2 separate regions of the Mus musculus genome follow, and region 2 is linked to region 1. Evidence: chromatin loops called from intact Hi-C (ENCODE). Cell type or tissue: gastrocnemius. All regions are shown on one strand. Each heading gives the region's core, and the rest is flanking DNA. Links, peaks and the distances in the headings are about the cores only. Region 1 holds the start of Gpatch3 (G patch domain containing 3). Region 2 has its middle 23 kb from the start of Rps6ka1.

The links. Peaks named below come from ENCODE experiments on the same cell type or tissue, not always from the same donor. Only the 100,000 strongest peaks of a DNase experiment are listed, where the experiment ranks them.
Region 2: a loop joins it to region 1, with 7 times the contacts of the local background. A loop is called at or near these places in 2 of 42 quality-filtered maps.

What each region holds. Positions count from the first base shown.
Region 1 is chr4:133,574,658-133,590,369 of GRCm38, reverse strand. Gpatch3 (G patch domain containing 3) reads right to left here and starts at 15,625. Exons shown (of 7, transcript NM_172876.2): 1 at 15,160-15,625; 2 at 12,036-12,463; 3 at 10,410-10,584; 4 at 9,660-9,719; 5 at 7,777-7,898; 6 at 7,261-7,388; 7 at 6,128-6,751. The coding sequence starts at 15,610. The coding sequence ends at 6,538. It overlaps Gpn2 (GPN-loop GTPase 2), which reads right to left and starts at 5,997. Exons shown (of 5, transcript NM_133884.2): 1 at 5,501-5,997; 2 at 4,304-4,460; 3 at 1,710-1,870; 4 at 473-603. The coding sequence starts at 5,911. In gastrocnemius, for the core only: no CTCF peak of the experiment used is centred there; DNase peaks (open chromatin) are centred at 5,667, 6,000 and 7,327; H3K4me3 peaks cover 1,703 bases; H3K27ac peaks cover 1,481 bases.
Region 2 is chr4:133,903,188-133,918,899 of GRCm38, reverse strand. No RefSeq gene overlaps it. Among named protein-coding and RNA genes, the nearest start is that of Rps6ka1, 23 kb to the right of the region's middle. In gastrocnemius, for the core only: a CTCF peak has its summit at 8,478; DNase peaks (open chromatin) are centred at 7,847, 8,090 and 8,474; H3K4me3 peaks cover 1,516 bases; H3K27ac peaks cover 1,805 bases.

The sequences.
Region 1 (15,712 bases), core at 3,731-11,730:
CCCCCACCACACACACCTTATCTAGCAAGACTCTTAAGAACTCTGCTACTCCTAATTACACCCACCAAGTGCATTTGCCACATTTACAGGGTGGTTCCTAAAATGTGCAGTAGCTCTCAGAAACCCAGGGAGGAAGATCAAGATTGAGGCTAGCCTGCACTACACAGGCCGATGTAGGCCAGCTAAGGCTAGAGAGACCCTGTCTCAAAACACTAAACTAAATAAATCCTTACCCTTGCACTAATGGCAGAAGGCGTGGGTTCTATCCTGGGCTACACCCCATCCTGGGCTACACCCCAGTGATCCACTGCCAGCCACGCCCCCTCCCTCCAGCACCTCTTCTTCCTTTAAATGTAATACAGAAAGCAAACTGAAGTCCTTGCATTTCTCCCACAGCCCAACGCCATTTCCTTTCCAGGCTTCTGCGTCTGGGGCCCTTCCATTCGTCCTTTCCCATGGTCCCTAAGGATACGAGGAGAAGTGAAAATCAGCTCCCATTGCAGCGGACATCATGGCTTCCAGGCTTCGCTGCTCTTGAACCCCAAAACAGTAGCCATTAGCTTTATCCACAGCCTGTAAGACTCGCTGGATGCTGTCCTTGTCCTGAGCAGAGCAGAGAAGAGAACTCAGTGAGTGAGTCAGCTGTGGAGAGCTGAGACCACAGCTAACTGGCCTCGTCTAACTCCTAGGACACATACGAACTTTCCTTGGCCCAGGACAGCCCTCCATTCCTCAGGGGCCTGGCTAGGCGGACAACTGCCCAGATTAGATTAGAAGGTCAGGTCCCCTGTGCAGTCCCTGCCTAGGGCCTTCTCCTGTGGGAGCCTCCCTACCATCCTAGAAAACTGTCTCACTCTTCTCTTCCTGGGCCAGAAGTCAGTGAAGATCAGCGTCCCCCCAGTGTCTGGACAGAACTACTGACAGTGAGCATACCGGCGTCATTTGTCCTCTAACGGTTTCCTCGTGCACAGACGACAGTCAGAACAGTCCATATATCTCAATGAAACATACAGCCCAACATAATGCGCTCAGCCCTCGGCACAGTGCTGGCCGGGAAGGCACCCGGCAGTGAGGGCTGCATGCACACTCTTGTCACACCGCAGGAGCCAAGTGTGCTGTCAGAGCAGTGTCCTCCACCTTCCTAACACTTCAACCTTCAATCCAGTCCCTCAGGCTGTGCTGACCGCCAGCCATAAAATTATTTTCTTGCTACTTCATAACTGTAATGTCGCTACTGTTATGAACCATAATGTAAAAAAAAAAAATGTAAAATGGAAGGTATCTGTTATGTGACCCTCAAAAGGGTCACAACCTCCAAGGTGAGAATCACTGAGTTAGAGGGGAAGCTGGCTCAGGTCTCCACTGCAGGAAGGAATCTAAGACCACAGTGTCTCCTGGGTTACCTCCACTTTAAAAGGATGAGAGACACAGAGGCCACAGGCCACTCTGCAAACTCAACACAGCCACTCAGCTAAACGGACCCCTTGGTCGTGGGTCACCTGTTGGTGACTCTCTGGACTCACTTATGCTCATTCACACATGGGAGGAAACACAAGCAGAGGCCTGGTGGCTCCGAATCAGCAGGACTGAATGAAGTCTGCTCCTGGGCCTGAAAGCAAGTCAAGGACAGACCCAGGACCTCAAATCTCTCTATGCCCGTGGCATGTCAGAGCTGCAGCACAGGGAAGAGCTCTCTCACTGGCCACTACCTGGATGTTCAGGGGGATGAAGGAGACCAGGCTGTAGTCTTCCACCAGCTGCACCAGCTTCTCATTGAGCTGTCGGTAGCGCCGGAAGAAAGGGTCAGACGCCAGGTGCTCAAGCAGGTAGGAAAGGTCCAGGACCTCCGTGTAGTAGTCCAGGTTGAAGGCTGAGGAGAGATGGAGTCAGATGCTGCTGACACTAGGCGGGAGGCCTCAGGGCTGCAGCAGCGGAGGGTGTAGCTCAGTGATAGACATGTTTAGCATTTGCAAGGCCCTGGGTTCCGTTCCTAACACCCTAAGGGGGATTAAAAACCACAACCAGGGCTGGGGATTGACTTCAGTGGTAAAGCCCTGGGTTCAGTCCTCAGCGCTTGGGGGTGAGGGTGGGGGTCATACCCAGTTGACTTTTGAACAAAGCAGGCAGTGGAGTGCTAGCCTGGCTACATGCGGTGCTGGACTACGGCACTATGAGAGAAGAGAGACCCAAAGTCTGGGGCTGTGTCTTCTTTGTCTCTTTGTCGTTATTTCGCTGAGACAGCGTTTCACACCTCCGCTCTGGCTAGTCTGCCACCGTGTGAGCTGCCCAGGCTGGCTCTCACAGCTCCTGTGTGCTGAGGGTAAGGGCACAGCTGCACGCTGACTCCTGATCCCCCATTATTCACATTCACTAAGACACCTGCTGCTGCCGTGAACCGCAGTGAACTGATGTAACTAAGAAGAGAAATGCTGAAGGGCACTGTTGGCTCAGGCCTTTAGTCCCAGCACCTGGGAAGCAGAAGCAAGCAGATCTCTTAAATTTGAAGCCAGCTGGGACTACAAAGCAAGTTCCAGGGCAGTCAGGGGCTACACAGAGAAACCCTGTCTCAAAACAAACAAGAACAAAAAACCCAATGGCACAGGCTGGTAATCCCAGGTATATAAGCAGCCAAGTCAGCAGGGTTGAAAGTTCAAGGCTGGGCTGGTGAGATGGCTCAGTGGTTAAGAGCACCCAACTGCTCTTCCAAAGGTCCCGAGTTCAAATCCCAGCAACCACATGGTGGCTCACAACCATCCGTAATGAGATCTGACGCCCTCTTCTGGAGTGTCTGAAGACAGCTACAGTGTACTTACATATGATAAATAAATAAGTCTTTAAAAAAAAAAAAAGAAAGAAAGTTCAAGGCTACCCTGGACTACATAGTAAATTTAAGGTCAGTCTAGGCGATTTAGTGAGACCCTAATTAAAATGAGTGTCCGAGACTGCCCACGCACACTGACAACTGGAGCCATTCCTGAGGCCAATCTCTAGGACAAGAGAAGGAGAAAATCGGCTCCACACAAGCACGTGTCCCCCACAAATGAACACATTTAATTCAAATGGGCAGCCTGAGAGGTTAAGGGCGCTTGCCACCCTTCAGAGGACCTGAGTTCAGGCCCCAGTATCTCCATGGTGGCTGACAACTAACTGCCTGTACTGCAGCTTCAGGGAGACCAGCTTCCTTTTTTGGCCTCTGTGTATCACATAACAAGCTGGCTTTGAAAGCAATCCTCCTGCCTTCCTCTCCCACGTGCTGGGATTAGAGACATGCACCACCACACCTTTTGGGACTGTTGTGAGGACTACAGCTTGTAAACCCATCATCTTGCCTTGTACACAGAAACAGTCAGTCAATGGTTGTCCACACCAGTGTCAAACAGGTACTGAGAACTATGCTTAGTCCCTGCTTCCTGAAGCTTGGTCAGAGCCCAGGGCCTTAGCACACACACTGGAAGGACTTAGGAAACGCTGGTCAAACTGAATCGCTCTTCAGTCCAGCAGCAAGGCCTCCTGGGTAAGGCACCTTCCCTTCCTGGGCCAGTTCCTTAGAGCAGGACCAGAGCAGATGCTCTAACAGCAGGCTTTTGCTCCATGCACAGTTTCCTAATAAAGAGGAAGAGTGCCCTGACAGCCACTGGGCTCCGTGGTCAGCTGCCCTCGAAGATGAGCTGACTGATGTGGCTGGCATCCTTCCATGTCCTCACCAGGCAAGGCCACTTCCACGTCATTTCCCAGCCTCCCCCTCTGCTCACCTGCTAGACATCAGCTTCCTTCCCTCTGTTCCTTTATGACTTCGGAGTTTAAAGAGCCCATGCTACTAGCACAGCAGAGAAATGATCTGGCAGAAAGATATGCTGGCCATTGCGACATGACACTACCCAACTCCCCTTGCCATGTGAGGATGCAGGGGTAAGGTGGCCACCTACTAGCCAGACCTTGCATCTACCCATGCAGGTCTTAAGACTTCCCACTCTCTAGAACATGAGGAATAAATGTCCGTTGTCTTAGGCACTGGGTTGATGGTAGTTTGATTACAACAGCCCCAACTAGGACAGCACTTTGCCTCTACTGTACAGGCCAGAACAGGTACCCAAAAGTCAGGGTGCCATGGCTCAGAGCAGTGAGCTGTGATCCACTCCCTTCAGCCAGCCACTGTACTACCACCTGTTTTAAATCCTTTAAAGCCCCATCTGTAGCTCTCATCTCTAAATCAACTGTGGCATCTAGCACAGCGCACAAAATAATGGCCAAAAGTCAGGAAGGCAGCGAGGTAGCTCCCTTCGCGCTGCAGGCAGTCTCTTACCCAGCTTCCCATAGTGTTCAATAAGGTCCATCTTGGAGAGGAGGTTGATGTGGGGCAATTCCACGTGCAGCATGGTGGCCAGGGAGGTACACAGGACGGAGATGAACTTGGCTGGGTCTGTGCAGTAGTGAGAATCCACAAGGTGGACAGCAGTCAGCTGTGAGCAGAAGGTACAGGGTGAGAGGAAGACTGACCTGGTGAGGGAGGACACTTCTGAGCCCACATCTCCCTCGAGAGCCTGGCAGCCCACGGATCCAGTGTACCCTTCCTTAGTACTGTTCTATTCCTTCCTTAGTACTGTTCTATTCCTTCCTTAGTACTGTTCTATTCCTTCCTTAGTACTGTTCTATTCCTTCCTTAGTACTGTTTTATTCCTTCCTTAGTACTGTTCTATTCCTTCCTTAGTACTGTTCTATTTCCTGTTCATGTGCCTGCTTGAGACAGGGCTTGATGGCCCAGAACTCTTTCTGCCTCCACACCACATTGCTGGGGTTACAGGCCTGAGATATTTTCCTGCCTCTTGTTCTTAATTTTTTTTTTCCAAGACAGGGTTTCTCCGTGTAGTCCTGGCTGTCCTAGAACTCACTCTGTAGACCAGGCTGGCCTCGAACTCAGAAATCAGCCTGCCTCTGCCTCCCAAATGCTGGGATTAAAGGCGTGCACCACCACCGCCAGGCAACTTAATTTAAATTTAATAACATCATGTCCTCCTCCAAGAAGATAGGGGGCAATTTTACCATTTTGTCCTTCCTACTATTCTGGGGACCAAACCCAGGGACTGTGGCCTCTGCTTGTTAGACAAGTTCTCTACCACTGAGCTAATCTCCAACACCTCTTCCAAGGTCTCTTGCACAGTTCCTGCAGTGGACAAAGGGTTCAAATCACACTGCACCTACCTCTCTACTCTTTCATCACACTTCTGAACACCAACTAACCAATCACTAAGCCACTTTCTGTGTAGTCACTTCCACTGTTTTTAAAATTGGGAACTGTCACATTCATTTTAGAGATGACAAAACTGAGTGAAAGGACTTTCCAAGACCATGAAATGAGTTGGGGCCGAGCTAAAATTCTATCTCAGAGGCTTTAGTTCTGCTTCAAACTTAACTCAGCCGCTATCTCCCAATGTAACTTGGGGGCGTGGCACCTATCCGCCTCCCGGTCTCAGGGATTCCTTCTGCCCGACCCGAGACACACCCTGAGGTCCCACTGGGCCATTTGGGAGAAGATGCTGCGTAGGGCGGTGTGGTGCGTGCAGAGCTCCACCTGGCCGGGGCAGTCGAAGAGAAAGTAGTGGCCTCGCAGGGGCTCCAGCTTGGCGCGCAGCCAGTCCAGGTTGGCTTCCAGGTACTCCATGCAGTAGAGCAGGCCACCGTTGGGCCCCAGGCGCAGCGCGTCCATCACGTCGCCCAGCCCCACCAGCTCGCCCACGTCCACCGCACACTCGTAAGGCAGTCCGTCGTTAGCGGGGTCCAGGTTCACCACCGCCACGCGCCGCCCCAGAGCGCGCAGGAACTCACTCATGCCCAGGCAGTACGTGGTCTTCCCCGAGCCCGGGGGCCCGATCACTGCCTGCCCGAAGGCCGTAGTCGGGGCGGCCCCCGCCATGGGTGGAGCTGGCAGCCCACGGGCGCCTCACCAAGTAAACTCAAGCAGAAAAACGAACAAACTACCCGGCAAGGAAGGGAAAAGTTCCGACTTCCGGATTCCGCCGGAACTTGTCTGGAGAGGAAGTCCCACCCACACGGCCACGGCATAGGCTGTGGTCACGCAACCGCACACCTCCGGTTTTAAGATTTCCCCAGGCTTCACTAAGGCAGATCTCCATGCCGGGTAAACTGGTTTATTCTCGCACCGATCCGTCTCTAGGCAGAGGGTAGACGTGGTAAGGGACCGCGACGCTCTCTGGATCAATTCTCTGGTCCCCTTTCCCAGCTTCACGGAGCTCTTCAGACAACCCTCAAACCCGACTGGACGGTGCCACAGGCAGTCCAGATCTTCACTGTTCTGGGCAAACCCAAACAAGCACTAGGGCCTGGAGACCAAGGGAAGGCCTTTAGGCACAAACACCCCAGGAGACGGAGGGGCTTTTGGTGATATCATCTTTGAGGTAGAGAAACTGGGCATGCTCAGGGCTGCTCCCAGGCTCTGGGCTGCTTCTCAGGTCCACAGGGCAAGATCCAGGCAGAGGGCTAAGTCCCTGCCGCAGAGTGATCCTGACCAAGGACATAGGCTCACTCGGGCTCAGGTCTGTCCAAGGCACAGCTAGAACCCTTCACAAAAGTCATATCTGTCCGAAACTTCATGCTGGTGGGTGGCTGGCGCCGGAGCAAGGTCTCCCCCTGGTCTTGGGGCAGAGGCTCATCATAGATGGTGGAAATGAGCCCCAAGCCAGTTCGACGGGGCCTCTTCAGTTGCCTAAATGGCTGTAACTTCTCTCCATGGTATCTGGATAAAACAGAGCTCTTGGTGAGAAGGCTGCTCTCTTCAAAGCCCAGTAAAGAGGTTAGCAAGAGACAGGAAGTAATTACTACATATCTGGTTTGTTCTATCAGAGCGGTCTCATGCTCATAGCACAAGAACCCGGGGCAAGGACACACTCACTCCTGAGCCACACCTCCAGCACCAAAGACAAAGCATTGTCTCCAAATTCTGCTCTCCAGCCTCTGGAGAGGAGTGTCAACTATCAGGGACCTGGGAATTTTCATTTCCACAACAGACTCCCTTATGAAGCCAAAACCCAGACTTGAGGAAATGACTTCCCTGAGGGCCCCGTGATCCTTTAAGTTGTAGGATTGGGTTTAAAATGAAAATAAGGACAGTGTCATCTATTTCTACACCTGCTGTGAAGCTGTTCATTTAGAGGGGCCCACACCCACCTCAAAACAATGGCAAGAGGGAAAGCAGACAGCAGCACAGCTGGACAATGGCCTAGGGAGCCCCTCAGGTGCACTCACCCCAAGCCGCGCTTGCATCTAGGATGCTGGCCATCTCCATCCAGGGCCTCAGGCACCCCGGAGCACCTGCTGCCCAGGCCCTGGCCTTCAGCCCAGCCCTGGCGCTCCATCACCTTCCGGCCGATGCCCTGCAAAGGAAGAAGCGAGAGTCCAGAGAAAGAAGTGGCTCAAGTGTGGCAGGGGTGCAGGCTCCATCACTTGGGAGATGGAGCAGAGATTTAAGTTCGAGGTCAGGCTGGGCTACATATGAGACCCTGCCTCAAAGGATGTAAGAAGAAGAGGGAATGGTTGGGAGGCAAAGGCAGGCGGATTTCTGAGTTCAAGGCCAGCCTAGTCTACAAAGTGACTTCCAGGACAGCCAGGGCTACACAGAGAAACCCTGTCTCGAAAAACCGGAAAAAAAAAAAAAGGAATGAAGGGAAGGGAAGGAAAGAAGAAGGGAGAGTGGGCATGCTCCTTGGAGCAGGAGGAATGGAGGAAGAGGGAATGGCATTGTGGTTAACCACACTCACTTACCTTGGTGTGGCGCTCAAAGGTGCCGACTTGGCCACCTAGCACAGAGCCATCTTCCTGACCCTCACGGAGTCTCCGTTCCAGGCGCATTTGGACAGAGTCACGGGCATCCTTGTCTCCTCCATCTGCAGGAACACAACCCATTCTGTAAAAGAGTCCCTGTCCCCGGGAGGATGAGATGCTGGGGTCCCCTCACAAGATCTCTGACTCATGTTCACAATGTCCTGTAAAATGTTTTACGAGCTTGGGAGCCCAACAGGAACAGGAACCTTGGCTCTCTTCTTCCAGATGAGGCAGGGTGCAGACATCAAAGAATGGCAGAGATAAAACCAGAAGCCAGGTTACTGGGAACCAGAGAGATGGTCCAGCAGTCAGTGTACTGATCCTCTACAGGACCTGGGTTCACTTCCCAGCATGCCCATGGCAGCTCACAACTGTCTGTAACACCAGTTCCAGGGGATCTGATGCCCTCTTCTGCACTCCAAGGGCACCAGCACATGGTATACTTACATGCAGGTAAAACACATATTTGTCTAAGACAAAAATAATCAGTCTCAGCTGGACATGGTGGTGGCGCACACCTTTAAATCCCAGCACTTGAGGGGGAGAGACAGGTGAATTTCTAAGTTCAAGGCCAGTCTGGTTTACAGAGTGAGTTCCAGGACAGCCAGAGCTACATAGTAAGACCTGACTCAAACAAACAAAAAACATTAAAAAAAAAGTCCTTATCTAGAAAAATGGCAAGGAATCACGGCATAAATCTTAAACACTGGCATTCGGGAGGCAGGAGGAGGAGGATGGATGTTGGTGACTTTGAGGTCGTCTGCTCTACATAGCAAGTTCTTGGAAGCCAATGCTACACAATGTCTTAAAAATCAAAACAAAATAAAAAACAAAAATAAAACAAAAATCCCAGTTTGTTTCTCACTTCAGAATTATGAGTTGACCAAAAGCCAAGCTTCTAAGTACTTAGCCTATTCACCCGGAACCCACCGAGGGGTGTTCCCACAGAGAGGATCAAGGGTCTGCCGACCACCAGCACTTCAACCCAGCTACAGATAGCGAGTGCTCTCAGGTGGAGGTGGTGAGTGCAGTCAGCCTCTTTCTCCAGGCTCTGCGCCTGCAGAGCCAAGCAGTTTAAAACTACTCAGAAAACAACTGCATCCGCACCACCACGCAAGACCCCTCACCCAGCATTACTCCTAAGGACAATTCCTGAGCATCCATCATTTAGGAAACAGCCACAGTTAGTTTGTTGGTTCCTTCTGAGCCAGGACCGCATTGTAGCCCAGGATGGCCTCAAACCAGCAGCAACCTTCACATCTCACTTCCCCAGTGTAGGGATCTCCTGCACTGTACATTACACCACCATAGCTGGTAATAACTTTTTTCCTGGTGCTGGAATTGAACCCAGGGCCTCACACGGCCTAGGAAAGTACCAGTGAGCTGTAGGCCCAGCCCATGATGACTTTATTTGTTTCTGTTTTTCTTTTTAAAGACAGGGTTTCTTTGTGTAGCCCTAGATGCCTTGGAACTCACTTTCTAAACCAGGCTGGTCTCACACGCACAAAGACCGGCCTATCTCTGCCAGGGTTACCTGTGTTCACCACCACTGCCTGGCAATTATTCTTTTTGAGAGAGATTATTTTAAGTATGCGTAAGGATGTGTGTAGGCCTAAGCAAATGTTATCCCACCGTGTAAGAAAGCTTCTGCCGCAGGTTTTGTGTCCATGGGGGTTGTAGAACCATCTCCCTTGGGCACACTGAGAATGAGTGTACAGTAGTTTGCCCCTGGTCCCCCAACTTGGCCTCTGACAAGCAGGTGTGGCTAGTGTACAGGACTAGGGCACAAGATCGTCCCGGGACTGCCACCCCTCGCTCAGTACCTCTGTCGTAGTAGACGCTCATGTCCACGTCCCAGTCATCAGCTGTCTGCTCATCAAAATCTACAGGGACGAAAGCAACGGGAGGCACGGGTTAGCGACTCAGAGTTCTTTGGTCCTTGGACTAGGATCAGTCCCAGGACCTTGCACAAACTTAAGTGCTCTACCTCCAAACTCTATGTCCCACCCCAATGACTCCCAGATGTGTTTCAAGCTAAATCTAAAGTTAGACAAATATTCCCGATTCTAGTCCACCAATTCCTCATTCCAAAATGGGAAAAGCAGCCTGCATTTAGATAGGAGGGAAGCCATTTCCTAGATTTATTTTTATTAGGTTGTCAGGAAATCCACCATGTGGAGCAGAGACCCCCAACCTTGGCTTGCCAACCTCTGCCTGGGCTCCAACCTAACGGTCTGGGTCCTAAACATCCCCACAGACCCACGTGTTAAAGGCTTAGTCCAGTGGGAAGTAACGGGAGCTTTCAGAGGTGGAGCTTCATTCATGCCCTCCAAAAGGAATGTGAGACCCAAGTTTCTTCTTCCTTCGCTCGCTCTCCTTTGCACCCCAGCCATGAGGTGAACAGGCTTCCTTGCATCACAGGCTCCAATTATAACGTGCAGCTTCACCACAGGCAGGAGAGCCGGCTGCCATGCTTCAGACCTCTAAACTGAGCCAACCCTTTTCTCTTTAGGAATCGATCCATCTCTGGCATTGTCCCAGTAACCACAAGCCTGACTGCTTCCTGGTCTTACCTCCTTCCTCCTCCTGCCAGAACTGAGCGTCGGTGTAGAACACGAGGCCAGAGCCACCTTTCTCCCACTTAAGTTCAATCTCCTCCTCGAAGAGCCGCTCTGTAGTCCGCTCCTGCCCGGTCACATCCTCGTGCAGAGCTTCGTGTCGCTCCCACTCCTCACCCCGGTCATCGTCCTGGGAGGATGGACAGGGGACAGGGAGGGGACCTGTTTCTGACTTCCTAAAAGGAAGGAGTTTCTGGGCCCAGAGGGGGACGTGGGACCTGGACCTCGCAGGGTACCCTCAGGGGGCAGCATATTTAGGCCTGAAAGCCCTGGCCCCCCTGCTCACTCTCACCTCCTGTGCGTTTGGTCAGGCATTTCCTCCTGACCCCCTTTGCTTTTCTACCCGTTTACAGCCTCAGGCTGAGTTCTGCAGCCTGCACAAAGCCCACTCAACACATGGCTCTCTCACCAGTAATGTTAGTCAGTGCATGACATTTAAGCCTTTCTCAATTATGTCATGAAAAAGAAGGGACAGGACAAGTGTTATCTCCTGCTGGTCAGGCCCTTCCTATAACTGGGCTCTTGGAATCGTCCCAGTGAGGTAAGGGCCATTACTCCCATTTTACAGGAGGGAGCCTAGGTTCAGACATAAGGTGATTTGCCCACAATGCTATGCCAAGGGCAGCAGAACCAGCAGGCAAAGCCAGTTCGTCACCTCACAGTTCTCGTTTCAACACACAGGTTCTTTAAGAGCAGGGAATGGATAGGAGAAGCGCTCTAGCATTCAGTGCTGATCCTTGCTACAGTGTGCATAACTGCGCTTGTGGAATGACAGCATGGCTCTTGGCTTGACTCCTTGGGTTCCCATCCTGGTTAAACCCTAAGATGCTAGAGGAACTAAGGCTGCAGATCTGGGAAGGAGGTAAGGTCAGGTATCAGGTGTAGACAGAAGGGAGTATTCAAAAGCCCGATCAATAAATGATAAAAGGCTTCACAACAGATTCCATCGAGAAAGGAGAGGAAAACTAAATGTCTATTTTGGTGACAAAGCTAAGACTAGCGGCTGATGTTCGGTGCACTGACTTGAGGGGCTAGAGACCCGATGAAAGAGGAGGTTGGAGAAGCCTCACGAAGGAAGCGGGCTCCTGTCCTGACGCTATTCCTACTTCCTCACACGCTCTTGGGTAAATTCTTGTACACCTCTTGCTGAGTTCCTTCCATCTCTGAAAAGGAGCCTATGTATGGAAGGCAATACATTTGGTAATCTTTTGATAAAAACTCTGGACATCTCCCCTCAAAAAGGCATAAAATGCACACATAAAAGGAATTTCACAGTCACTGTCGGAGAGCTTCTGCTCTGTGGAGGAGCCTCAGTCATACCCCTGACAGAAGAACCCCAGCCTGTCTTCCTCTTTTTTAAATCAGAATCTCATGTAATGAGTTTGAACTTTCTACGCACCTGAATATGACCTTGAACTTCGGATCCTCTTGCCTCCATCTCCCCCAGGGTTAGGATTACAGATGTGTACCACCCTGCCGGGTTTGCGCAGTCTGGGATTCAAACTCAGGGCTTTGTGCTTGCTGGGTAAACGTTCCAAAGCCAGCCCTGACCTGGCCTCTGCAAAGTGCTACACTACTTACCTCTTCTGAGCCAGACTCCTCCTCCTCCTCCTGCTGCTGCCCTTCATCCTCCGGCTCATCAAAGGAGCCAGCTGCTGGATCTTCCGAGCAGCTCCCCTGGGGGATCTCCTCCCCTTCTGCTGTGTACACGTGCTCTTCTTGCTCCACAGTCTCTGAGTCCTCATACAGAAAGGGCACGTTGCCATAGCGCCGGGAGGAGCCGGTCTTGGGAAACTGGAGCTGTAGCTGGGTAATGATTCTAGGTGGTAGACGGCAGGACCGGATCAACTCTAAAAAGACCCGCAGGGGGGTGCCCACATTGCCATTGGGCATCAGCACTGGCGGATTCAGCTCCGGGAGCTGCTTCAGGTCAGCCAGGGTAAAAGCTTCATTCTCCGCCCTTCGACTCTGTAGTTCCTTCCGGGTCTTAAAGGGAAAGGACCCCAGATCTTAGGAAGGAGGGAAAAGACTGGATGTTAAAGCCCTAAATGATTTTTAGCAATATTCGAGCCAGAAGTAAATCACAGTTTAAATCTGCTTCCTATCAGACATGGTGGTATCTATGAGGTCAGCACACTCAAGAAAGTGAGGCAGGAGGATCGTGAATTAGAGGCCAGTTAGGCTAAAACATAGTAAGACTTATTTCTTTAAAAATAAAAGACTTGGGGGCTGGAGACATGGCTCAGCGGTTAAGAGCACTGACTGCTCTTCCAGAGGTCCTGAGTTCAAATCCCAGCATCCACACGGTGGCTCACAACCACCTGTAATGGGACCTGATGCCCTCTTCTGGTGTGTCTGAAGACAGCTACCATGTACTCACATACCTAAAATAAATAAATAAATCTTTAAAAATAAAAGGCTAACAAGGCAAACGTGATACAAGTTGTTCTCTGACTGCCACACTGGTGTTGTGTGTATCCTCTACCCGACAAATAAATGTAAATGTGACTCAGGGTCTGTCTGTGCATATTCGGAGTGTGTATTCCCAGAGGAATACACAAGTATCTTCAATACTTGCTTCCCGAGGACCAGCTTTTATTGGTACTAGAATAGAACCATTACCACGCAACTGTATTCTGATCCTGAGCTGTCACATACTGCGCATATCTGGTGTTCCAGACACAAATGATTTTTTTTGTTTTTCTTTTTTCTTTTTTTATTTTTTTATTTTTAAGATTTATTTATTTATTATATGTAAGTACACTGTAGCTGTCCTCAGACACTCCAGAAGAGGGAGTCAGATCTCGTTATGGATGGTTGCGAGCCACCATGTGGTTGCTGGGATTTGAACTCTGGACCTTCGGAAGAGCAGTCGGTGCTCTAACCCACTGAGCCATCTCACCAGGCCCACAAATGATTTTTTTAATGTGCACTAAACACAGAGGTGTTTTGCCTCTGTGTGTGTGTGTGTGTGTGTGTGTGTGTGTGTGTGTGTGTGTGTGTGTTGGATCTGCTGGAACTGGAGTTACAGAGGGTTGTGAGCTGCCATGTGGTTGCTGGGAATTGAACCTGGGTCCTATGGAAGAGCTGCCAGTGCTCAGCCATCTCTCCAGCCCTGATTTTTTTTATTACAGTTTCTTTCTTTCTTTTTTTTTAATAAAAGGTTTTATTTATTTATAAGTACACTGTAGCTGTCTTCAGATCTCATTACAGATGGTTGTGAGCCACCATGTGGTTGCTGGGATTTGAACTCTGGACCTTGAGCAGTCAGTGCTCTTACCTGCTGAGCTATCGCACCAGCCCCCTACGTTTTGTTTCTTTACTGCGGTGTGCACATTACAGTGCACCTATGGAGGCCAGGATATAGCTTGCTGGAGTTGCTTTTCTCCTCCCACTATGTGGGTCCTGAGATCCAAGTCAGGTCTTCAGAGCGGGTAGCAAGATAAGCAATCTTTCTTGGTAGCAAAGGATTGTTTTGAGAAGTCCATAAGAAAATGATGGGCTGATCAAATATGGTGGCATACACTTATAATCCCAGCATGGGAGGCACAGGCAGGAGCCCAAGGTTACTTCTTTTGTTTATTTATTTTTGAGGCAGACCCTGTCTGGTCTGAAACTAGACATGTAAACCAGGCTGGCCTTGAATATAGAAATTTGATTGCTTTTCCTGGGATTAAAGGGGTTCACTACCACACCTGGCTCAAGGTCATTGGAACTTTCATAGAGTTTGAGGCCAGCATAGATTACATGAGAGAGACACACACATAGAGAGGCAGCTCATGCTGTATGTCTTGATAAGACATTGCTCCTAAAGATTCTGCTTAAACCATAGCCGGCATATGCACTCGAGTGTGTGTGCACACGCGCACACGCACACACGCACACACACACACCTCTTTCTATGAAACTGTTTAACTTTGAGCTGATACCAGTTTTTCATTTTTGTTTTGTATGTTATTTTTTTAACTTTTGAGACAGGGTCAGAGCTAGATAGTCTTGGCTGTCCTGGAACTCACTTTGTAGACCAAGCCAGGCTAGAACTACAGAGATCCATCTGCCTCTACTTCCCAGGCACTAGAACTAAAGGCATATATACCACCACTATTGCTAATGACTCTTTAGGATGAACTGTTTCAAAATAATTTATTTAAACCTCTCCATCTGGCATTTTAAAACACCTGGCTTCCTTTTCCCCAATGGACACACTTGTGCCCAGCCCCTCTCTGCTGCCCCCAGCTCTTTCCTCTGCAGAGCCTGTCTTCCAGTCGCTAGGTTAGATTAGAAGAAACCAAGTTTCCTTTGTGCATTTCAAGATATGGTTCCTCTGTGTAGCACTGGCTGTCCTGGAATTCGCTCGCTCAGAGATCCTCCTGCCTCTGCCGCCTGAGAGCTGGGATCAAAGGCGTGCCTTAGCGCACCGGGCTCCAAATATCCTTTTTAAGAAATCATGTCAGTACAAAAATCACCACCCTTAGGGAAATGGTCCTTAAGAGGGGATACATTTGAAACTTATCTATACAGATCTCAGTTGTTTTGTCTGTTTTGCCTTGTAAGTCCTTGAGTAAAAACATGCAGATTGGGCTGAAAACTTGTAGCTTTGTCCAGAACTAACTTAAGCTCTAAACAGTGATAACCTATCTTAACCACCCAGGCAATGCGCCTCTTTTCCAAGGGCCGTGCGTCCGGTCCATTCTCTCCCCCTTACCTGAAACCTCGGTGGGAAGCCTAAGCCTGCGGATGAGACAGCGACCGGGAAGCCAGGTCCCCTGAGAGTCCAGCCACCGGCGACCGGAGTACATGCGAAGCAGCCGCTGGGCTTGCGCCGCTCCCCTCACCGAGACGACGCAGCAGCAGGTGCGGGTCTGGGCTGCCGCAGAGCCCCGGGCGCGGACAGCGCGGGCATCGGAGGCCGGAGCCTGGGCGAGAACCGGATCCTCAGCGGCGGGGTCCGGGCCAGCCCGGGCCGCCTCGGGACTCGCCTGCGGAGGGCCCCTCTCGGGCCGGTGCCGGTAGTGGAAGCACAGGAAGCCTCCGCCGCGCTGTTCCCGGAACTGGCTAAAGTAGCTCCGTAACTGAGCCGAGCGTAACACGGCAGGGATCCCGCTCACCACCAGGTAAACCGGCGACTCTTCGTCCAGCTCCCTGGGCGACGCCATCTTGGCCTGTCACATGATTGCTTGGCGTCCACTCTCGCGAGAGCACCACGTCTCGGATGCTGGAGTTTGGTCAATGTGGCATCGGTGACCGTTTGGTACTTG
Region 2 (15,712 bases), core at 4,601-12,600, 330 kb before region 1:
TTGTTGCTCTGTAAGGATTTTCTGACCTGTCTTGACTGCCTCTACACACAGTTTCAAACAGTAACAGAGTCCATATATCAGAACAAACAAGACCAAAACTATCAGACCTACCCACAAAGGGTCAACGGGAGAAAAAAGCATAACTACACAGCGAGGATCTATTGATCACTACACTGAGGTTATCATAGTTCCTTAATTTATCCCAAAACCGTGAACCTTAACTTGTCCCAAAGCCAGGAACCTTAACTTGTCCCTATTATCCTCTTACTTTCACTTTCTCTCTTACTTTCACTTCCTTGTCTCCAGAGCCGGAGAGCCTTACTGTCTCTTTACCGAGAGCCTTACTGTCTCTTTACCGAGAGCCTAATCCCAATCCCGGGATACTGAGTTACTTTGTGCCTGCTTCCTGGCAACTTTATACTTGCCTCTATTTTATCCGAGGTCCTTCCCAAACTCCTGGGGTCGCAAGTTTCACTCACCTTGAACTTACCCTGCCGGCAACCACTGACTGCTGAAAGTTCTGAACTCGGTGGGGGAGTCGGTTCCCCGTACGGGCCACCAATTGTCGCGTCTGCTCTCGACCAGCAAGAACGACGCGACCACCAGTCCTTCTAACAGCAGTTTATTCAGTCTTCATCTTTCTTCTTTCTCTTAAAAATATCCCCCTTTAACCCAGGGATCAATTTGGGAGACTTACCAGTACCGTTCCCCAGCTGAAGAGTTCTGAATCCACGCCAGATCCTTCTCAACAGTCTGTTTTACAGGAACTTTTATTAACCACTCCTTCCCCGTGATGCAGTTCTGAATCCTCCCTGTAGCAGGGGTTCTTCACTTGTGCCTGAAGATGTTTCTTGTCCCGGGTTTCGGCACCAACTGTCGAGCGCGCCCCCAACTCGCCAGCAAGAACGACGCCGCTACAGGATCCTTCTGCACACGTTTATTCAGTCCTATTTCTTCTTTCTCTATATATCTCCCTTGTTTTTATATCTCCCCTGTTTATATCTTCCCTGTTTATATCTCCCAATAATAACAATCCTCTCTCGAATAATAATCCTCCCTCTAACCCGGGCCTCTCACTCTTATATACTCTCAGTTCCCATCCACGCACAGCAGGCCACGCCACCTCACCAGGCACGCAGCTTCAGCTAATCAGGGCAGCAGGGGCAAATCTCCACCAAATTGGATTCACCTGAATCCTGGTACACCTGCGCAGCACTCAAGATGTTTGTGTCTTATATGAGGAAGTCAGGTGCAAGTCATATGACTTAGCTGCAGTCTCTAGCGCCTTTGGGACTGCCGCCACACCCGCTCCCCACAAGTAACAACTGTGAATTTCATAGAAAAGAGAAACAGACAAAAAAAAAGAAAAATAATAACATTTGTAAATGAACAAATACTGAACGCATCAAAAATATTTTGGCATGGGAGATGGGGGTTTTGTGTGCATTGGGCAGGTGATGAGTGCAGTTAAAACTGTCCTTTATAGCAGAAAATCAAGAGATGGTATCTAAAACCAAAACACCAAGAAGTGGCAAAGCAAGCATCTTTATTTAGAGACCACGGAGACAGATATAAACGGCAGCCAGCTCGCAGCGTCGAAACGACAGTCTCTGGGAAATGCAGCAGACACCTTCTGCCTCCATAGGAAGCACTGCTACCTGTAAATTTTTGTAAACTGTGTGCTTGGGGCCTGCCAGGTAGATGGCTCTGTAAAGCACTTGTGCAAGCAAGGGAGACCTGAGTTCAATTCCCAGGACCCACATTAAAGGTGGTCGTGGTGCTGGAAAGATGGCTCGGCGGTTAAGAGCAAATACAGTTCTTGCAGAGGACTCAAGTTGCAACCACATAACAATTCAAAAGCAAGCCGGGAGGTGGTGGCACATGCCTTTAATCCCAGCACTTGAGAGGCAGAGGCAGGGGGATTTCTGAGTTCGGGGCCAGCCTGGTCTACAAAGTGAGTTCCAGGACAGCCAGGGATATACAGAGAAACTCTGAAACCCTGTCTCAAAAAACAAAAACAAAAACAAAAACAAACAAACAAACAAACAAGCAAGCAAAATCTGAAGCAGCAACTGGAATGTCAGCTCCGGGGATCCAATGTCTCTGGCCTCCTGGGACACCTGCACTCATGTGCACCACCCATACACATACTCATCATTTAAAATAGTATAAATCTTAAAATAAAAAGCCAGGTGTGGCATTATATGCTTGTGATCCCAGCATTGAGGGGAGATGTAGATGGGAGGACTCCTGGAGCTCCATGCCTATCCATCCATTCTAGCTGAGCTGCTGAGCTCCGGGCTCAGAGAGAGACCATGATTCAAAAACAAGGTGGAGCTGGGGTGGGTGTAGTGTGGTGTGTGTGTGTGTGTGGTGTGGTGTGTGTGTGTGTGTGTGTGTGTGTGTGTGTGTAAGAGCATGTCTTTAGTCCAATCACTCAGGAGCCTGAGGCAGGTGTATCTCACTGGGATTGAGTCTGGGCTATTGTGCATCATGAGTTCTAGGTTAGTCAAGATTACACAGAGATTCTGTGTTTAAACAAAACAAAAGACAAGATATAAGTGCAGTGCATTGAGGCTCCTACATCAGCCTCTGGCTCCTGTGGCTTCCTGACTGACGGACCTAAAGCCTTATTACTCTAAAAACTTCCTGGCGCTCTTCACATAGGATGCAGGTGAGCTTATTGTCATCCCGAGGCTTGAAGCCTCAGTGGATTCTCAGTGCCTAACAGTAGGCTCTGCCCTTGATGCCCTGGGACAGTCACTTTAGGTTCTGGCCTGGCTTTTGAAACCTCCTCTCCCCCAGACTCTTGCTCAGGCCATGTTCAGGCACTCACATTAGAAAGCCCTTTCCAGGGACGGAGGAGATGGCTCAGTGGTTACTCAGCACTCAAGCATAGATCAGAATTCCCATGGACTCCATAGAAATGCCAGGTGGACTTGGTGGCCGATGTAGAGGCAGGGACAGGAGTCTCCAGGGCAAGCTGGCTATGGAGAGTAACCATATGGATGAGCCCTGGATTCGACTGAGAGACCTGGGCACACTGAACAATGTGAATGATTCCAAACACGTACTGGTGTGAATCCACATGTATGTGCAACCACACACATGAAAAAGAAAACGAAAGAATAAACCCCGTTTAGCTATTGTTTCCTCCACAGGTTTCAGCTCAAATGTCACTTCTACCATGAAGTCCTGAATATTACCAGGTCCTTTGTCACTCTCAGGATTCTCCAATCAGATAGGGGCTCTGAAGACCTGTCACAAGATTCCAAGGTCCTCATTAGGCCATATTAAGGACTATTATTTAATCTAAAGAAACCAGGGAGCCTTTAACACGTGACCAGTAAGCAAGGCTAAAATCAGACAAGCCAGGAGATCTGGGGCTTGAAAGAGGTTATGAACAGCAGCAAGCTCTTTATCTGGGAAATAAACAAGAAGCCCAGGATTGCCACTTGCAGTAGCCCAGGATTGCCACTTGCAGTAGCCCAGGATTGCCACTTGCAGTAGCCCAGGATTGCCACTTGCCGTAGCATAGGATTGCCACTTGCAGGATCAGATTCTTCTTAGCAGATACATATTTCTATTTATTGGTATTTCTCGTGGTTTAAATGAGAAGAGTGTCAGGAGCCATCTAGGAAAGGCTGAAGGCAAATGAGTGAGTTTTCTGGAGACGGCCCACAGTTTTGGTTTTTCCCTCGCCTTGCTCCGATAGGCAAGGTCCCAAGAGTCTTCATCCGGGATTGCTTCTTACTGCTGATTGGCTTCCCTAGCCCTAGTACACAGCTTAATGGCTCCGGGGCATCTGCCCACCCTATTGAGCAGTTCTCCTGCAGATCAACATGAAGCTGAACAGTCATGAACTAATGCTGTTTAGATGAATTAATGACTTTATAGAATTTCTAATTTTTTTATTTTTTTCAAGACAGGGTTTCCCTGGCTGGCCTGGAACTCACTCTGTAGACCAGGCTGGCCTCGAACTCAGAAATCTGCCTGCCTCTGCCTCCCAAGTGCTGGGATTAAAGGCGTGCGCCACCACACCTGGCTAAATTCCTGATTTTTTTAATTTTAGAAAGTTTTTGGGAGATGGCTTTAGCTGATTTGAGAGAAAGATGTAATAAAGTTAGAATCAAGAGTAGAATGTACCCTCGACTCATAGAATAGTTAAGTAAAGTTTGCATAATAAAAAACACTTGGAGGAGCTAGAGAAAGTATCCAAGGAGCTAAAGAGATCTGCAACCCTGTAGGTGCAACATTATGAACTAACCAGTACCCCGGAGCTCTTGCCTCTAGCTGCATATGTATCAAAAGATGGCCTAGTCGGCCATCACTGGAAAGAGAGGCCCATTGGACAGGCAAACTTTATATGCCCCAGTACAGGGGAACGCCAGGGCCAAAAAATGGGAATGGGTGGGTAGGGGAGTTGGGGGGGAGGGTGGGGGGGGACTTTTGGGATAGCATTGGAAATGCAATTGAGGAAAATACGTAATTAAAAAAACCACTATGACCTTTCATAATTACACTAAAAGGAAAAATAGACTTGGGACAGATTCATGAACAAGGAAAACCATTCATCCTAGGCCAGGTCCAAGGATGAAGCCACAGGTGAGCACTAGGATAAAGCAAGGCCATGGGAAACTGTTGCTGTGAACTTATAATGAGCTTGTAGAACGAAGCACTGCTTTGAACTGACTATAGACATCCTTCTGTAACTCCCCTTTTGTGTAATGTTTTGTCTATGAGATAATTTTATAAAAAAAAAAAACTTTGTCTAAGAAAATACAAAAAGGTCAGAGGGAAGGAATAAGGGGTTGGCATCTGGGGCTCTGCCTCAGCCACCCAATTGTACATATGTATATGTCTGTTTGTCTATACATATATATGTAGGTCTATGTGTATGTATGTAAGTATGTGTGAACACTTGTGGAGCTGAGAAGACAGGTGGTCAGGCCTAAGCCCATGAGTGTGTGTGTGTGTGTGTGAATGTGTATGTGTCTGTGCTTATGGCCTAAATAAAACATTTCCTTTCTGTGCGTGTGACTTTCTTTTCCTTTTTATCTGGGTCTCAAAGAGTTGACAAAACTCTGAGCATCTCTAGAATAAAAGAACAAGAGCCTGAATAAGCTAACTCCTTTATTTTATTACCCGCCCCACCCCACTGTTAAACAGCAGGTATCAATCCCCAGAAGCCAGCAGTTTCTGGACCCAGAAGAGCAAAGAGTTAGAAGAAAACAAAACAAAACAAAAAAACCCCCAAAAGCTAGCTACTTTTGCCCTAGCAATCACAACTTTTGCCACGATGATCGCCAATGTCTCCATTGATTCCTTCTTCAGCAAAGGTCCCTGGCAGATGGACCCCATAGGCTCACAGAGACTTGTGGCCTTGTTGGAGGAACTATGTCACTGGGGGCAGGCTTTGAGGTTTCAGATGTTCCAGCCAGGCCCAGCATCATCCTCTCTCTCTGCTGCCTGCAGATCGAGATGTAAAACTCTCAGCTCCTTCTCCAGCACCAAGTCTGCCTGCAAGCTTCCATGCTTCCTACTCTGATGATAATGAACTAAACCTCTGGAACTGTAAGCCAGCCCAATAATAAATCTAATTATTAATTATATATAAATATACAGTATCTATAACTTATAATATTTAAAAGTTGCCACGGTCATGATGTTTTTCACAGCAATAGAAATCCTAACTGAAACAGTATCAAGAAGGTTAACCCATGATTTTAAAATTACTGTCACTTCTGGTAAACTTCATTAGGCTGATACTCAATTGACTAATGTTAGGATCTCCTGCTCAAAGGAAACGCAAGTATACTTGAATTCTGAAATGTCTGTTTTCCTTTTTCCTTCTTCTGCACTCCCCTCTTCCTGTAGTTATTGATACAGTAAGTCTCTGTTGCTGACTACAGTCCTGGTTTCTTACTTCTTTGTTTTCATTTGGTTTTTAGGTTTAGATGAATTGATTGATTGGTTGATTGATTGATTGATTGATTTTGGTATTTTTTGAGGCAGAGTTTCTCAGGCAGTTTTGACTATCCTGGAACTTACTTTGTAGACCAGGCTGGCCGGCCTCAAGCTCACAGAAATCTGCCTGCCTCTCTGCCTCCAGAGTCCTGGAATTAAAGTCATAAAATTTGGATAATTTTTGAGACATGTTAAAGCTGCCTTTTAACTCCTTTTGTAGCCTAGACTAGCCACAAACCCAAGAGTGTCATGCCTCTGCCATGTAAGAGCTGGGATTACAGGCATACACTATCACATTGGGCTCCTGCATCTTTATGTGTGCAATTCTCTCTCTTGTTTAGAATGGTCTTTTTAAAGATTTACTTATTTATCTTATGTGTATGAGTACACTATAGGTGTCTTCAGACATACCAGAACAGGGCATCAGGTCCTGTTACAGATAGTTGTGAGCCACCATGTGGTTGCTGGGATTTGAACTTAGGACCTCTGGAAGAGCAGTCAGTGCTCTTAACCACTGAACCATCTCTCTAGCCCTAGAATGTTCTTTCTAAATGATCCACACATCCTTCAGCATTCACCCCTCAGCACACTGGCATAGGGATTAAAAGCCAACAAAGGCCACACCTCCCTATAAGCCTATTTCTTTCAAACCACCACAAATCCCAATAGAAAGCAATGTGTGTCTGCTAAGAACAACCTGATCCTGCACGTGGCAGTTCTGGAAAACTCCACCCGTGGAAATTCGTGGAAGTCCCCTGGGTAGCAGGAAACAGGATGATGCTATTGTTTATTAAAAGAAAGAACTGGATATAAGCTGGAATGCAGGTCAGTTGATAGTGTTATCTAGCATGCATGAAGCCCTGGGTTTGATCCCTTGCACTGACTCAAACTGGGCATGGTGGCACACACCGTGCAAAACACTTGGGTGGAGGAATAGAAACAGAATAATCAGAAGTTGAAGATCAGCTATGCCTGCAAGGCCAACCTGGGCTAAATAGGAGCTTGTCTGCAACAACAACAACTACAACGAACTTAGCCTACCATTGTATTTGACTTTGCTGTACCAAGGACTGAAAACAGAGTTTCACACACACTGGGTAAGTGCTCTACCACTGAGCTACATCCGCAGTATAACTTTGGACAAGTTATTTCTCTGAATCTAAACTTCCTTCTTACATAAGAGTGTCTACTCCTTAATTTGGTAAGGAACGCAGTTACCATGTATACAAAGGTACTCTGTAAGAACCCAGCTTAATCAGCCTCATTAAATTTTATCAACTTAATTTTTTTGTTCCATTTATTTTTATCGGGATTGGAGATGCAGCTACATGCAAATGAGGGTCAGACAACAATTTTCTGGAGTCTTATTTTTCTCCTTCTACATCTGCATGGACTCTGGGGATCAAACTCAGGGCCTAAGATTTGCACAGCAAACGCTTTATTCACTGATCCATCTCGCTGGTCCAAATATTACCCACTTTCAGGAACTGGGAATAAGAATACTTTTATTATCACTGATCTTTGATTTCACTAGGTAAGCAGGCTTTTAGGAAAGGTTGCTTTGTTGTTCAAGGCCTTGCTGCTTTAGGGAGGGATCAATTCTCATCTATTTAGATTACTGACTGAGGACACAGCAAGGAGGCTGGGTAACCGTACTCCAGTGCTCTCTCTGTCCAGAGTAAGATTCACAGTAGCTAGAGGAAATCACTGGTCAGCCGTCGCCATGACAACATCAGACCGTCCTCCGGTCCATCAACGGAAGGGGGCGGTGTCTGGAGAGTAGATCGCCTAGGTGGCCACGCGTGCCTGGGTCGCATGCAGCCCAGAGGAGTCCTCGGGTGCCAGGCAGGCACTGCTTCCTCTGTCCGCACGGGGGCGACGCAGAGCTGAGCTCCGCGCGTGCGTGGGAGCCAGTGACCGCACTGGGTCCTCTGGGCCCGAAACTGGAAGCTCCCACAGGCTCCCCTCCAAGCGTCTGATCTGACGTCGTCCACGACACACGACAGCCTCTCCCAGGACCGCCCAGCTCATGTACGGCTCTGACCCGACCATCACAGCCCTCACCGAGGCCGACACCAGACCCAAGCTTCCCAGGGACCAGCTTTGGCTATCGCCAGTCCCAGGAGGCCCAGGGAGCACGCGCACGCACGTGTGTGGGCGGGGCTTCAGGTTGGAACGCCCCCTCAGGGGCGGGGTCATAATCTGGGGAGCGCGCGGGGTGATGGGAGCAGTAGCCACGCGGAAGCCAAGCGAGCACGGGGCTGATTTACAGGGCACCACGTGGCTTGGTGGGTTTGGGTGCTCGATGCTGGCCCTAGGGTATCTCGGAAATGGGCTCCAGTCGTGCCATGTGTCGGAACGCGGCTTGGGGGAGGACATACAGGACAGTCCTGGGGCCCAGTCTGGGACTAGATCTAGGTCCTTGGTTTATAGAGTTAGTCGGAGGTCCTTGGTGTGTCATCCACGCTTTAACATTCCAGCCATTGCCCAGGCTTGTCACTTGGCGGCACCCTCCCGCCACTCACAGCAGGATATGCCCTTCTCAGAACCCAGCCAAACAGAGAGGCTCATGAGCGCTTCATCTTCAGTTTCAACAAGATTAGGTTGCCAGGCATGGTGGCTCATGCCTGTCATTCCTGGGGCGGGAAGGTCTTGGAGCCCAGCCCTGGCTACATAGTGAGTTCCTGGCTTTTTGAATACAAAGTGAGACCCTGTGTTAAAGAACTAAAACAAACAAAACCGAACAAGCATCCAAAACCTAAAACAAGCAAGCTAGACAGATAGAGGTGAGTTCTCCCGAGTCCGTTTGTGACTCCAGCAGTTTCCCTTACAGGGAGGGCTGGGGGACAGCCTCAGCAACTTAACACTGAATGCTATTGTTAACTGAAGTGCACCAGGGATAGGAGGGAGATGCATTTTCTTTCTGTTTTCTGGGGTTCAGCATAGACTGGACGTACCAATAAACCCTGCCTGCTCGCTCGTTCTCTCTCTCTCTCTCTCTCTCTCTCTCTCTCTCTCTCTCTCTCTCTCTCTCTCTCTCTCTCTCCCTCCCTCCCTTCCTCCCCCCCCCTTTTAATATGAGGCCCTGGCACAGCGAAAGTTAAAACATTTAAAATGTAATTCTAATTCATAAATCTTTTTAAAAATTAACCTTACAAAAACCAATTTAAGCCGGCCATAGTGACACAGGACTTTAATCTCAGGACTTGGGAGGCAGAGGCAAGCAGATCTCTGAGGTTGAAGCCAGCCTGGTCTACAGAGCACTCAGAGAAATCATGCCTTAAAAAAAAAAAAAGTGAGGCTATGCCAGTGCCTGGCAAATACAGAAGTGGATGCTCACAGTCATCTATAGGATGGAACACAGGGCCCCCAATGGAGGAGCTAGAGAAAGTACCCAAGGAGCTGAAGGGGTCTGCAACCCTATAGGTAGAACAACAATATGAACTAACCAGTACCCCCAGAGCTCGTGTCTCTAGCTGCATATGTAGCAGAAGATGGCCTAGTTGGCCACCATTGGGAAGAGAGGCCCCTTGGTCTTGCAAACTTTATATGCCCCAGTACAGGGGAACGCCAGGGCCAAGAAGTGGGAGTGGGTGGGTAGGGGAGCAGGGCCGGGGGTGGGGGTATAGGGACTTTTAGGATAGCATTTGAAATGTAAATGAAGAAAATATCTAATAAAAAATTTGAAAAAAAAAGAGAGAGAACTTTCAGGTTTTGTTTTGTTTTGAGACGGGATTTCTCACTGTGTAGACCAGGCTAGCCTTGAACTCAGATTCGCCTGCCTCTTTCTCCGAGCATTAGGATTAAAGACATGAACTGCCTTGTAGAACTAAAAGTCCTCATCCTTTTACTTTTTTTTTTCACACACAGTATTTTTGTGTTTACCGGCTTGAGAGATCCTACATATATAAATAAGAAGAGGTCACATGCCTATGGTTGACTCAATCTATACTGTCCTGTGTTTGTGTCAATACATAATAGATAGGATTGTTATTTAAAGAGTCGGTATTTCCAGAAAATGAACATTTACAATTCAGTTAGTCCACCAGTAATGAACTCTTAGTTTGGGCCTGTGCTTATAACAATATAACAGAACTACGTGATCACTGTCAACAGTTTTAGAGGGAATATTGGTAAGAACCAAGAAAGTCATCAAGATTAAGTCTCCTTGGTTACTTGCTCTCCTCCAGCCTGCATTGGCTTGCTTATTTGGTTCTGGTTTGGTTGATAGGGTCTCTCTGTGTAGCCCTGGTTGGCCTGGAACTCCCTCTTTAGACCAGGCTGGCCTCGAACTCACAAATATCCTCTGACTCCCTAGTGCTGGTTTGTGTGAAACGTGTTTGCCACCACCCTGGACCAGCTGATATTGTCTTATTATGTTGAGGCATAGTCTGTGTGACCCAAATTAAACCTGGAACTGACAATGTAGCCCAACCTGGCCCTGAACTTCGAGCAATCCTCCTGCCTCAGCCTCCCAAGTACCGAGAATACAAGTTTATTCTGTAAACTATACTGGATGGATTGGTTAATGCTAAGTAATTCATGCAGTGGGAATCTGGGGTCTGGACAAAGTTGTCCAGGGAGGGTTCCTTGCTAGGGTCACACAGCTAGGACGGAATGGCACAGCCCGGAACCCGGCCCAACTTTATCTGATTCCATGCCTCTGTTGGTCTCTTCCTGTTAGTGTTCAGCTGACTTCCTTCCAATCTTTATTTCTGTGCAACAGGGCAAAAATATTTACATGTAAATATTCATCGTTTTTCCTCCTCCAGCCTTGGTTCGAAACATATTGTGACAATTGCCAAGGAAGGGGGTAGACATGAAGCACAAGCCTGCTGTGTTCTGGAGGGATTCCTCCCAGGCCCACTCAGGAAAAGCTGCTGGCAGAGCAGGGGTGGCAGAGCAGTGGCAGAGCCAGGAGGGTTAGCGACTCAGAGAGGGGAGACTAAGCAGGGCATTCTAGAACTGCTCTGGCAACTTGGGACGTGGAGGAAGTCTTAGGATTCTGAGCATCTGTCTGCTGCAAGATGCCCTGGGTAATGCCAGCCCTGCAAACCCCTCAGCCTCCCGTGCAGGCTTTTGCCTCTTGTCTGTGCATTTGAGCTTAGATGGGTTATTAGGGGAGGAAACCGGACCGGTTTATTTAGGCATGTGAACTTTGTACTCTTTCTCTAAAAATTTATTTTTTTTCTTTTAGTGTGTATGAATGTTTGCCTGCATGCATGTAATTGTATTGTGTGCATGCCACGTGCCTGTGGAGGTCAGGAAAGGGTGTCAAATGCTCTGAAATGAGAGTTACAGACAGTTGTGAACCACCACATACACACTCCTAAGCACACCCACTCATCTGCACGCAAACTTCTACACACACACCCATGCATATGCATAAATAATAAATACATTTAATTATTTTTAGAAGAAGAAGAGAAAAATAACTGCTGGAGCCAAGCATTGTGGTTCATGTTTGTAATCCTAGTACCTGGGAGACAGAAGCAGGAGGACCAGGAGTTCAAAGTCATCTGTGTTGGTATAGCAACGGATCTGTCCTCGCCCAGCCCCCCCCCCCCCCCAAGCCACCAAATACACACAAAAGAGAAACCCAGAGAAGCTTGCTGCTTTGCCGGTTCTCAGTTTTGTGGTCAGGGGGGACTCTTCCTGCCCTCTTTGCTTCCATTGCAAAAATGCAGAACTTCTCTGTTTCTTAATCTGTGTCTTCTTGTAACTTCATTTTATTCTTAAAGACAGGATCTCTCTGTGTTGCCTTAGCTATCCTGTAACTCACTCTGTAGACGAGGCTGGCCTCCAACTCACAGAGATGCACCTACCTGCCTCTGCCTCCTGAGTGCTGGGATCAAAGGTGTGGGCCAACACTGCCAGGCTTCTAATTTCCTTTCTTATTTTTAAAATTCTTTTCCATTTTTGTTATGGGTCTGTGTACACGAGTGTGGGTGCCCAAGGAGCCCAGAGGTGTCAATCTCCCTGGAACTGGGGTGACAGGCAGTAGTTATAAACTGCCTGATGTGGTGCCAGGAACCAAACTTTCAGATCCTCTGTAGGAGCAGTAGCTACTCTTAACCGCCGAGCCCTCTCTCGGCCCTTGTTCCAATTTCTTACTGACTTTTGACTTTTAGTTTGTTCTTTTGTTTTTTTGTTTTAACTTTTTTTTTTAAAGATTTTATTTAATTAAAGTATATGAGTACGCCTGGAGTGGTGGCATGCCTTTAATCCCAGCACTTGGGAGTGCTGCAGAGGCAGGCAGATTTCTGAGTTGGAGGCCAGCCTGGTCTACAGAGTGAGTTCCAGGACAGCCAGGGCTACACAGAGAAAAAAACCCTGTCTCGAAAACCAAAAAAAAAAAAAAAAAAAAAGTATATGAGTACAATGTCATGTCTTCAGGTGCACCAGAAGAGGGCATCAGATCCCATTACAGATGATTGTGAGACACCTTGTGGTTGCTGTGAATTGAACTCAGGACCTCTGGAAGAGCAGCAGTCAGTGTTCTTAACCGCCGAGCCATCTCTCCAGCCCCTTAATTTTTTTTTTTTTATTTTTATACGTTTTCTTTTTAAAGATTTATTTATTTCATGTATGTGGGTACACTGTCGCTGTCTTCAGACACACCAGAAGAGGGCATCAGATCCCATTACAAGTAGTTGTGAGCCATCATGTGGTTGCTGAGAATTGAACTCAGGACCTCTGGAAGAGCAGTCAGTGCTCTTAACCACGGAGCCATCTCTCCAGGCCAACTTCCAACTTTTAGTTTGTTTTTTTGTTTGTTTGGTTGGTTGGTTGGTTGGTTAGTTGGTTGGTTTTGGTTTTTTGAGACAGGGTTTCCCTGGCTGTCCTGGAACTCACTCTGTAGACCAGGCTGGCCTCGAACTCAGAAATCCGCCTGCCTCTGCCTCCCAAGTGGTGGGATTAAAGGTGTGCGCCACCACTGCCCGGCCTACATTTAGTTTTAAAAACCTTTTTTCCTGTAGAAAATGTCTGGTGTCCTCAGCCTGTAATCCCAGCACCTCAGGTGTTGAGACAAGAGGGTTGCAAACCCAAGTCCAGCCTGGGCACAGAATGAGTTCGGAGGTCAGCCTTGGCATCTCAGTAGAACCCTGTCTTAAACTAAGAAGAGGCTGTCCAGCTCAGAGGGCAGTGTGCTCCTCTGCTGTCACAGGTCTTCACTGTCAATTTGACTGGCTTTAGAATCTCCTAGGAGACCCACCCATGGGTGTGTTTATGCGGGCATTTCCAGAGACCTTTCACTTAGGAGGGAAGACCCTCTTTGATGTAGTGACACAAAGGAAAAGAGAAGATAAAATGCTACCAGCATCATCTCTCCCCACCACTCCCCATCCCCCCACCTATGTCACCCCCATTGTCACTTGCTATGCCACCTATTCCCCCACCCCATCCCCTACCCATTCCACCCACAAACCCCACCTCCCCACACCACTCCCCCCACCACCAGAAACCCCCCACATCTCTACCCCCACGTCCCTCTCCTCCTTCCTCCCTCCTTCCTCCTCTGTCCACCACTTCCTCACTGCAGACACTGTGCAACCAGCTAGCTGCCCAGAGCTCTTCCGGCTGGCTGTACCCTTCAATCAGCATCTTGTGAACCATGAGCCAGCAGACGCTCGCTCGCCATTAAATTGCTTTTTGCTAGTTCCTCGGCCATGGGAATAAGATGTAACTAATCTAGAGTGCTTGAGGCCCTCAGCTCAGTACCCCGTGCTGGGAGAGAAAAATGTCAACATCCCATCACATTAAAGAAAACTTAATCATTTGCCTCTCACCTTCAATAAGTATGAACATTTTTGCAAAATTTTTTCCCCTTTTGGGACTAAAATCTCTACAGGTCTGCAAAAAGAAAAATCAAAAGATTTTCCCAACCTCCTACTTGTCTCCTCTTTTATTTTAAAAAGTATCATTAGTGCTAGCAATATTTCAGGGTCTCACATAGCCAAGTGCTCTTAACCACTGAGCCCTCTCCCCAGCCCTCCCCACCCACTTTTACACGAGAGCTCCAACAATCAATCTAACTCAGCTCCCCGAGCTTGCTCTACCAGCTGAGCCATCTCACTTTTTATTTGTTCCCAGTGCTCTTTACTTGTGGAAACACCGAGGATTTGTCCCATCAGAGTTGCCATACTGTAGAAAATTTGTTGTTTCCTAGAAGTGTAGTTAAACTTGCTCTTGTGCCTTAGATTTCCAGTAAACGAAAAGTCATTTCCAGAGACTTGGTTAGAGGGGTTTAATGTGTTTGGCAACAGTACTTCATCGGCCACCGTCATCTGCACTTCAAGTGCTGTTTGTCATTTGTTTTCCAGACAGGCTGGATGGATTCTAGCCTGGCCTCAGACTCCCCTTAGAGGAGAGGATGACCTTGTATTCCGATCCTCTCGCCTCCACCTGCTGAGGGCTGGGGTTGTAGGTGAACACCACCATTCCCATTTGATTCAGTACCAGGGATAGAAGCCAGGGCCTCCTGCGTGCTAAGCAGCACTGTGACATCTGAACTGAATCTCCAGCTCGGTACACCCAATATTACAGCAAATCTGAAGTGCGTAATGTTTTAGCTGACATATTCTATTAGCTGACTAATCTGAGGCCTTATTGATCTCTTCCTTATAGAAGTCTCCGTCGGCCTTTCCCCTATTGGCTTTGCCGTCCACTAATGAGTCATTATGTTGTTAGGCATTGCCAAATGGTGATTTTTCTTACTCACGTTGCACTCATTACCTGGATAATTCTTCCATAAAAATGAACTTGTCCTAAGTATTTTATTCTCATGAAATACAGTTTATACAAGACAGGAAATGCTTCCTTCTTCGTGGCCATTTTTGTTTGTTTGTTTGTTTGTTTGTTTGTTTTTGCTTTGAGACAGTTAATAGGTTTTTCTCCACCAACGAGATAAGCTAATTCAAGCCAAATAGAGAGTAAAAAGGCAGGTTTATTTGGGGGCAGCTCACGGGCAGGTTCATGGGTTCCAAGAAATGGGGCTAACGCAGGTGGTGAGCTGGGGGTAGATTCCTCTGGTCTTCGGTCAAGAGCTGGGGCAGAAGTTAGACAGATTCACCCTGAACTTCCCGTGAGGTTCTGGGAAGGTCACCCTACAGCTCTGCACCATGCCCAAGTGGAGGGCAGAGGTGTCGGGGTGGGGAGGGGGTGGTATGGCCAGTGGGTGAGGAGGTCCCCACCATGGTACTGCCATTGGATATGTTCAGGAAACAAAGTTAGCTTGTTCTGAGCTGGGAAAGTCCCTTTTTGAGTTCCCTTCACATCTGAGGGCACTGGCAATTGTCTATGTCACCGAGGGGCCATGGGAAGCCTGGCTTGGTGCCAGCTTTGTCACAAACCCACTGTGTACATTGTAAGCTTCTTCCTCTCTGGGATTTAAGAGTCTTCCGTTTGTAAGATGGCCTACGTGAAAGCACGAAGCTAGACACCCACCAGAGCATGAGTGAGTGAGGAGGTCAGGGACGGCATGGAGCACCTGTGACACAGTCATCTAAGGGAGGGGACTAGGCAGGACAAGGACCCGGGTGGCCGACTTCTGAGAGAGGCTAGAAAGCTTTAATTTAAAAACTAGTAAATACTAGTTAACAACACCTGTAGCCAAAGCAAGAACAAAGTATGCGTCTGGGGCCAGGTGTTATGACACAGGGCTTTAATCCTGGCACTCAAGGGGACAGAGGCAGGCAGATCTCTTAAGTTCAAGGGCAGCAGAGTCTACAGAGCAAGTTTCAGG